Regions from separate parts of the Homo sapiens genome. Here region 2 is linked to region 1. A link is a loop called in an ENCODE intact Hi-C map of the cell type or tissue named here. Cell type or tissue: dorsolateral prefrontal cortex. All regions are shown on one strand. Links, peaks and the distances in the headings refer to the core of each region. The heading gives the core; the rest is flanking DNA.

Region 1 (4,399 bases), core at 323-4,322:
GGAAGTCAAAGCTGCAGTGAGCCATGGTCGCACCACTGCACTCCATCCTGGTTGACAGAGTGAGACCCTGTCTCAAAATAATAATAATAATAATTATTATTATTATTATTATTAATAAATAAATAAAAGGGATAAAACCAGAAGCAGAAAGGCCCAAGGGGAGGCTAATTCCAAAACCTGAACCCAAGATAGTTCAGCTCACCCTTTTGTTATTCCTAAACATCCTACACTTCTCTTACATAATTTTTTCTTTTGAGACAGGGCTTTACTCTTGTTTCCCAGGCTGTGGGGTGCATGGTACAATCACAGCTCACTGCAACCTCAAACTCCTGGACCTAAGTTATCCTTGTGCCTTAACCTCCTGAATAACTGGGACTACAGGCTCATGCCACTGCACTCAGCTAATTTTATTTTTTGTAGAGACAGGAGTCTAGCTATGTTGACCAGGCTGATCTCGAACTCCTGGCCTCAAGCAATTATCCCACCTCAGACTCTCAAAGTGCTGAGATTACAGATGTGAGCCATGGGCCCAGGTCTTTCATAATTTGGCACTCTTTGCCAAACTAAACCTTAAGAAAGAATAAACTATACATGTTAACATATACGTGGCATACATTTGCTATCCAACAAATGGTTGTTAAATCAATATACAAACAAATGGAAGAATGAACTTGATACAAACTATTTTACTGGGTCTAGCATTTTTTCTCTGGAATAGGCCAAAATATATACTTAGATAGATATTAATAGATATAGATGTATAAATATCTTCTTTGATGATTTGAAATTTCTTTTTATCCCTGAAATTTAAATTCATGAAATAATATTTGTTGAGTTGATCCCAATTTTATTAATCCTATTTATTGGTTCTACATTCATCATTCTTTTTACAGAGGAGGGGCTGAAAAACTCAGAGCTCAAGTACCTTGCCAGGGTCATATAATCAGGAAAGGAAAAACAACCTTAACCTGGGCCTAGCTAACCCAAGGCTGTTCCCTTACCCATTGTGCTATACATTAGACTAAATAGGCTAACTAGAGTAAGCTCTGTGGATATCATGACATTTGATCTGGTTCCTAAAGGGAAGGTCAGTGTCCACATATTTGAGATAGGCGGGTAGGACATTCCAACTCCAGAAGGAAAATATGAGCAATATTCAGCATCCAAAGAATCCCTGGTATCTTGGGAGAAGAGCAAGTAAACCAATGGGGCCTAGATATAAAGAACTTGGAGAGCAAAGAAAAAGTTAAAAGTGGGAAGTACGATTAGAAAACTGGGTTAGGGCTAGATACCGTCTGGCCAACCAAGTCCAAGAGGGAAGTGAACCACAGCAGGTTTCCCAGCAGGGAGAAGGCATGGCCTGAGCTGAATGACGTGCAGATTTCTTGAGGTCTGAGCTTTTAAAGGTGAACTCAAGAAAGCTAACTCCTTTGTGTATCAGTTTCTATGCTGTTAGATGAGCAGCTTATATAACTCAGATCCACTCCTCAGCTCTTCAGGAAAGTAGCCTAGTTAATTTTCACAAGCTGACTGAAGATAAATCATGATCCAGAACAATAGTAGTCATTCTTATGGTGTGTTTTCCTTTCCCAACCTCAAATTCATCAGAGGATTTAAAAAATAAAGCTGGTTTTCTCTACTGGGTTTCTTTGCTTCTGGGTTTTGGAACCGAGTGTTTACACAAGGCCAAGTGTTCTGCTAGTTCATGAAATTATACACTGGATGGATACATCATTTGTCTTTTCTTAGAAGACCAGAAAATGAAGCATCTGGCCTTCTTGGTTTCTTGCCACCATTAGAATCATCTTCATTCAGGAGTCACAGTTTGCTGTGGATCTTAGTGGAAAGGTTTGAAACTTGCTTCTGGTTCTCCAGGTCTTACAGGGTGGAGTGAAATTTGATGTGGGCGGGGGGAAATATTCAGCTCCTTACATTTTGCTCTTCTCTTTTTCCCTTGAAGTTAGACATTCATCAGGCTTGCCTGGTAGGAGGTTGCAAGCCAAAAATAGCATGCAGTTGGGTGAGGTCTGGAACACAGAACCTCAGTGTAGGCAAACAACACCACCCACACCCCAGCCCTGAGGATTCTGACATCACATTCCCACAGCCGAGTATGTAAGACATCGTTATGTCCTAAGCATCCATTGCAAGCTACGGAAGCAATATGGAAAACACCCCCGTATATTGTAAAACATGTTAATTGAAACCAGACTTTGGCTCCTCCTTTTTAAATCCAGGTGAAAGTTCATTATCCTTAGGGGGAAAAAATGAATATGAGCAATGTATTTTTCTTGGACTTGGAAAATATTGCTCAGAATCCACTACATCTTATCTGTTAGAACTGCCCCCTCCCCACTCCCACATCCACCTATTTTCCTTGCATCTTTCACATGTTCCCCATCCCTCACCACACTGACTTCCCTACCCTCTTCCCACTCCCAGCCAGATGACTTACAGAAATAAACGAGAACTGTTATTTCCTCAGTGGGCTGGGCTTTCGATAATGTTAAGCTGTTTAGGTTGAAGCTGTGGCCTGACTTTGTCAAAAGCCATATGGTGCTGAGACAAAACTGGGGAGTAGGAGAGCACCGCCAAGATCTGCAAGATCTGTGACGAACCAAAGCTGTGAGTTTCATGAGGAAAGAGGAGATTAAGGGCGTTCTGGCTTTTTTGGCAAAAGCCCCAGTTGAACACAGGAATGCCCAGAGGCAAAAGCAACTCAACCTACAACAAATTAATAAAACAATCTGTTGATCCTGGCTTTGCTGTCAACACAGTAGACTAAAGACGCTTCTCAACTTCCAGGAAATAAGCACTCACAAGCCTCCCACCTTTACACTGAGGCATATGCCCAGTCTCCCAGGACCAAATAAGAGGAATTGTTTTCTGTGTGTCTCTTACTCAGTGATGTATTAAACTGGTTACATGAAGCATTTATAACAACATGCTCTTTCTTTTGTGAAAAAATTCCACACGTCCCTCCTAAGAGAGATGCAAGTGTTTCAGTGACTTAGTCATTATAGAATTCCATCAGGAACAAAAAAAGCTACATAACTTTTACTAGAAATAAATGGGAAAGAAAAATATTTGTTGTTATTTCCCCTTAAAATTTTACCATGAATAAAAAAGTAAAACATAATCTTCCACACGATAACATCCACAAAATGTATTCACCCTCCTTGATCCAACTATTATATATTATAGTCTTACAGAATCCAAATATGTTTATTCTAATAGAATTTTTATTCAAATATTTTTGACATGGAGTTAGCTTTGTGTTATAATTTCAAAATACTTTTCTTTTTAAAAAAATATACTTCCGAGATTCTGAAAGAGAAAACAAGGAAAGCCAGTTGCATGTACTAAAAAATAAGGTGACTGCAACCATCTCAAGGCAAAGCGAATAGGACTCGAATATAGTTTTAAATGGTCCTAAATAGGCCACTTCACTGGAAAGAGTTAGAAATGGGTATCTGCATAGAGTAAGTTTATTATACAGGTTGTAACATATATAAGTCAGGAAGTATGAACTGGCCTCCCGTTTTGTTTAGAGTAGGGAGTTGAAAATAATTTACAATAGATAAGCTAATGAGACTGGATGCTGTGGTTAATATGAGCTAACTTAGAGGGGGAGAGAGAAAGCTGTAGTACAAATACGCTCCAAACAAAAGATGTCAACACTCAGGGTAGGAAAGTAGGAACTTCAAAGCTAATAGTAGAAAGAAAATAACTGTGAAAGTTGAGATGGACTAAATATTGCTTTTTCTCCTGATTTCCGCAGAAACCGAGACAGTACCCACTGCCAGCAGCAGATGGGAAGTCTAAACAGGAGAGACTGAATAAAGCTGACAACTGAGGCAGGATAAAGAAGAGAAGGAACAAAGAAGGAGGGGGCAGGAAAAGAAGCCAAGCAGAACATGCTAGCCTGTCGATTTTGTCTTCCATTAAGGCTTCAGCAGAAGATAAGAAAAGCTAAGCCACGTCAGTGAAGGGAGGACAGCAGGAAGGCTTTCAGGGGAAGATTTGTGGTGTGGATTCACTCGGCATTGATGAGAGCAGCTCCCCAGACAGATACCGAGGTAAGAACTCTGGTTATTAATGAAATCAGGATGAACTCACAGGGTATCATTTGTAATCATTTAAATTCCAGAAAATAGAAGAGCTTCAATTCATCAACAGAAGTAGATTTTTTTAAGCCTATTTCAGAGAAAAAGACTAGATATACAAATATTTTTTGGCAATTCTGTTTAACAGGCCAAGACTAAATGTTTTATTCTCAAAAATGACAACAATGAAAACAAGCAATTTGTGTTAAAATTAGAGGGACATAATGATGTTCTAACTGTTACAGGGAAAGCAACAGCACATTTGAAATATGTACATAGAAAGTACACATGAG
Region 2 (4,399 bases), core at 137-4,136, 53 kb after region 1:
ACGCAGGGTTTCCGTAGGAGAACAATATAAAGATAGGTTCTCTTACCATCAGCCATAAAGTCCCAAAGTCTGGGCTGAGAAGTTGGACTGTGGTTTATTGGACATATCTGTAATAACTGGCCTTCAAAATTCAAAGAGAATTTCTGTCTGACCTCAGTTGTGACTATTTCCAAGTTGAGAAGCTGTGGTCTGAAAAAGTTAACTGGAGAGGTTGACTGTACTTTTTATAGAGAAAAAAAAGTTACCACATCCTAGAAAAATCTCCCCTTTTTTTCACCTAAAATGGTAAAGAGAACAAGAACAGAATTTTGATAAACACACAAAAAAATTATTGTAAGAGTCTTTGCACTCAAATCCTGGTTTGTTGCTATCACTGAAGAATAAGGATAGTATCCTTCTTATTCTCCACTTTATCCCAGTTCCTAGCAGAATCTTTGGCACATAGTAAATGCTCAATAAATATTTATTAAAAGAATGGGCTCCACAGATTGAAGGCATGGATAACATTTTAGTATATTCATCTAAAATTTAGGAAAATGAAATTCATTCCATTTGTCAATTACAGTTTAAGGAGATTATCTAGCAGGAGGCAGCTTTCTTGAAATAAGATTCCAGACAGAAATCCATCTGTCAACTAATGATACAGATATTAAGAACTAAGAAGTCTCTAAAAAAATTGCTAAGTCCAACCTCCTGCCTGTGTATCGAAGCAGCTGAAGTGCCATTATCTGCTTACACTGCAGGACAAGAGTCCTTCATCTCCTTCTGTTCTCCACCTTCAGAATCTGTTAGGAAAGCAGATCTTCTCACCATGAAGCAAACAGGCCCTCATACTGTTTAGACAATAAGACGTCCTGCTGGTCAAATTCTTCCCCCAGCATTCAAAATGTTTCTAGACATATACACTACTTTCTTGATGCAAGTCCATAGTTCATGTAATGCAAACAGTGGAGTTAAAATAAACAAAGTACAGTTGAAAACTCAATCACTTGAATAATCATTCTTTTTAAATTCTTAATAATTAGACCAGAATTGAGCTGAGGCTTATATCTTTAACATCTATGGCAAAAGAAGCTGTTTAAGCAAATATCTATTATAAATAAGCATATGTATTATATTAAGGTTATAACAGGCCATATTAATCCTACTTGTGAGAACTAAATTTTTAAATACTTTTATAGTGATTAGTGGTTATTTGCACATAAAAGGATTTAGGCTTTTAAAAAATGAGTCATGTATTTATTAAAGCATAACTAACTCAATTTCTTCATCAATGCTTCGTTGTATTCTTCTAATGTTGTTTCCTTTAATGATGTACTAAAAAAAAAAAAAAAAAAAAGCTGGCTGGGTGCAGTGGCTTACTCTGTAATCCCAACACTTTGGGAGGCTGAGGCAGGCAGATCACAAGGTTAGGAGCTCGAGACCCTCCTGGCCAACATGGTGAAAGCCTGTCTCTACTAAAATACAAAAAATTAGCCGGGCGTGATGGGGCGCGCCTGTAGTCCCAGCTACTCGGGAGGCTGAGGCAGGGGAATCGCTTGAACCCTGGAGGCGGAGATTGCAGTGAGCCAAGATCGCGCCACTGCACACTGCACTCCAGCCTGGTGACAGAGTGAGAGTCCATCTCAAAAAAAAAAGCTAATGTAGTTAGTTTTAAAATATTCTATGATATTTCACTTTTATAGTAGTTTAACTTCATCTAAATTTGTGAGGTTTTGGAAATGTTGAAGAAAATGAACACAAACAATACCTCATAAATTAAAAATATGAGATCTAAAAAAAAAAATGTTGCCTCTAGCCCAAGGAAAAAAAAGAAAAATAGAATGCTTCCTCTACCAAAACATACAACCCTTCACAAGCATCTATTCATGTCCTTGTCCTTTAATGTGACCAACACTTCAGGGTGGAAATAGTTGACTGAGTGACACAATGGAGAGAAGGCAAAATAAAGAAAGTGTTTGGGTTTTTTGCTTATTATCGGTATTCTGACATTTGTCTAGTTTGTCAGCTGTTCACTTTATGGGATTTAAATCATAAATTACAAAATCATAGAAAAGAAAACATGAGCCAGACTGTGTCTCTGTCAGCAGGGACAGATGGGTTTCTATCTTGGTCTTAGATTCCCTAGAAAATATTTCCTATCATGTTATATAACACTTATTTTACATATACTTATTACACTTCTTCCCTGCAGAAACTCAAACTTCTACTACACTTCCAAAAATGTTTTTCTTTTTTGTAAGTTACACAGAAGACATCTGATCAGCCACCTCCAGAGTGACTCATTTCTAAATTCACACTCTCAATAAGTGTTTATTATGTCACCTGCTATCTGCCAAGCACTGAAGCATAGAAAGAAAATAAGGCAGCCCCCAGCCTAAGAAACTTACCTGTGAAGGAAACAGGCCTATAACAAATCAAGTGAATGCCACTTTATCAGGCATACAACAGAGGTGGCTACAAAGGAGGACCAGCCAACTCTCTCTGGGCACTGAGGAAGGCCATCTGGAAAAAAACGACAGCTCATCTGGCTCTCTGAAAGATGAGGAGATATTCTCTGAAGCGGATAGGAGAGAAAGGCATTCCAGACAAGAATGGCCTTGTGGAAGCATGGGGAGGAGAAAACAGTGTGAAAATGATGAGTTAGGTCATTATCATCAGCAAACAGTAGCATGAAGAAAGGGTAAATGCTGGAAAGGCAAACTGAAAACAAATCATGAAGGATGTTTTTTGCCCAGAATAATCCTGATTCTTACTGTTCAGGCCAATGGCTTTTAATAGAGAAAAATTGCTTTAAAAAGCTTCAATAGATAAAAACTATGCCCCTTCTTCCTAGAAAACATACATTTTACATAAAATATCCTCCCCAAACACACTCTCAGGCCTTCAGCCTCTCCACTACCCAAACACACTATCCTTTGTTACTTCATGTTCCTTGCATGTCCATCTGGAGCAGGATCCCCAAAGATTGGGACCCCCATTCAAACCTTGAAACAGAAAATTGAATATGAGCTGGAGAGTCCCAAGAGATTGGCTTCATAGCTCAGACTCCACTTTGTCCTCTTCTCCAGTCCAACTTCCCAGTGCAATCTGTTTTTCCCACATTTCCCTTTTGCTTCCTACAGCTATGACATGGAGAAGCCTTCAAATTTTGAAAGAACTTTTTCTTTGAAACCTGTTCTTCCTCCTTTCTTTCCAACTTTAGTTAGTAACGATCGCTACCACCAATGTTTGTGGTGTGTTGCAGAGTGTGATTGCTAACTTAAATATAACTAGTGGCCCATGACATTTTATCCAATTATCTCAGCCCATGATAGAAATTTAAACAGATACTTGTGTTCTCCTGAGGGAGTAACAAATCCTTGACATCCATATGCAAGTTAAAAAGTAGATATTCTCCATGGTTCTTGCCCCTGCTCAGCCTTATGCTGCTTCAAACATATCAAAGAAATCTCAAGAAAATGTGCTAGCTGAAGCCCTGAAGGCAGATAAGGCAAACTCATTCTTGGATTAAGTGTGGATATCTGTCAAAATAAACACTGCCCCTTCAGCGTACGAAAAGTCCATGTGCTACCAAGAGACTGGTTGCTCTTCTCAAGTGATAGTCTCTGTTTCTGGCAGTTGAACATGTGCTGTGGCAGTGTAGATCTGCTGTGGAAGTGGGAGTTCTTAATGTTAAGCTCATGCATAACCTCATCTCTACCACCGTGATGGCTCTATTCACCAGCCTTAGTCTTTAGTTCTTAAAAACTAATGTTCTTAGTGCTGAGATTGAGAAGCCCTGGGTCAGAGTAATACACTTGGCCTCTCATTTCCACAACTGTATAATAGGGTCTTTTAGTTTGTACATGTTGAGTGCTGTAAGTGCAATAACGTCCCTGTCCCCATGAAGGCTACACTCTTTAATGGGAGTAATAATATCATCTATTTCAGAGGGTTATGGAGCTTATAGGAGTTAATAAATGTTAGGCATTTATGCTGTGTACTTTCAAACAGTATATAGCATACAGTAAGGCACAATATAATTTAAGTTGTTCTTCTGAAGCAATTATGACAGCACCTATCACATAGTATATGCTCATTAAAATGCAATTGATATGACTATTAAACATAGATGAGTCAATATTAGTCAAAAGTTTGCTCCCTGAGTACCATTCATCTCCTGTGCCTGCTGTTTGTTCTCAACTTCCACTGAGGGCCTAGAGGTGTTCCATGGCTTCTGTCAGTTCACAGGGATGAGAAATCAGATCGAAAAATCAACTCAAGATGGATTAAAGACTTAACTGTAAGACCTGAAACTATAAAAATACTAGAAGAAAACCTAGGGAAAATTCTTCCAGACATTGGTCTAGGCAAAGAATTCATGACTAAAGCCTCAAAAGCATAGGCAACAAAAATT

What was found. Peaks named below come from ENCODE experiments on the same cell type or tissue, not always from the same donor. Only the 100,000 strongest peaks of a DNase experiment are listed, where the experiment ranks them.
Region 2: a loop joins it to region 1, with 18 times the contacts of the local background. A loop is called at or near these places in 4 of 110 quality-filtered maps.

The regions. Positions count from the first base shown.
Region 1 is chr14:58,863,342-58,867,740 of GRCh38, reverse strand. The region is part of intron 1 of LINC01500 (long intergenic non-protein coding RNA 1500); the gene reads right to left. Among named protein-coding and RNA genes, the nearest start is that of LINC01500, 37 kb to the right of the region's middle. In dorsolateral prefrontal cortex, for the core only: no CTCF peak of the experiment used is centred there; a DNase peak (open chromatin) is centred at 2,040; H3K27ac peaks cover 770 bases.
Region 2 is chr14:58,810,383-58,814,781 of GRCh38, reverse strand. No RefSeq gene overlaps it. Among named protein-coding and RNA genes, the nearest start is that of LINC01500, 16 kb to the left of the region's middle. In dorsolateral prefrontal cortex, for the core only: no CTCF peak of the experiment used is centred there; no DNase peak of the experiment used is centred there; H3K27ac peaks cover 3,360 bases.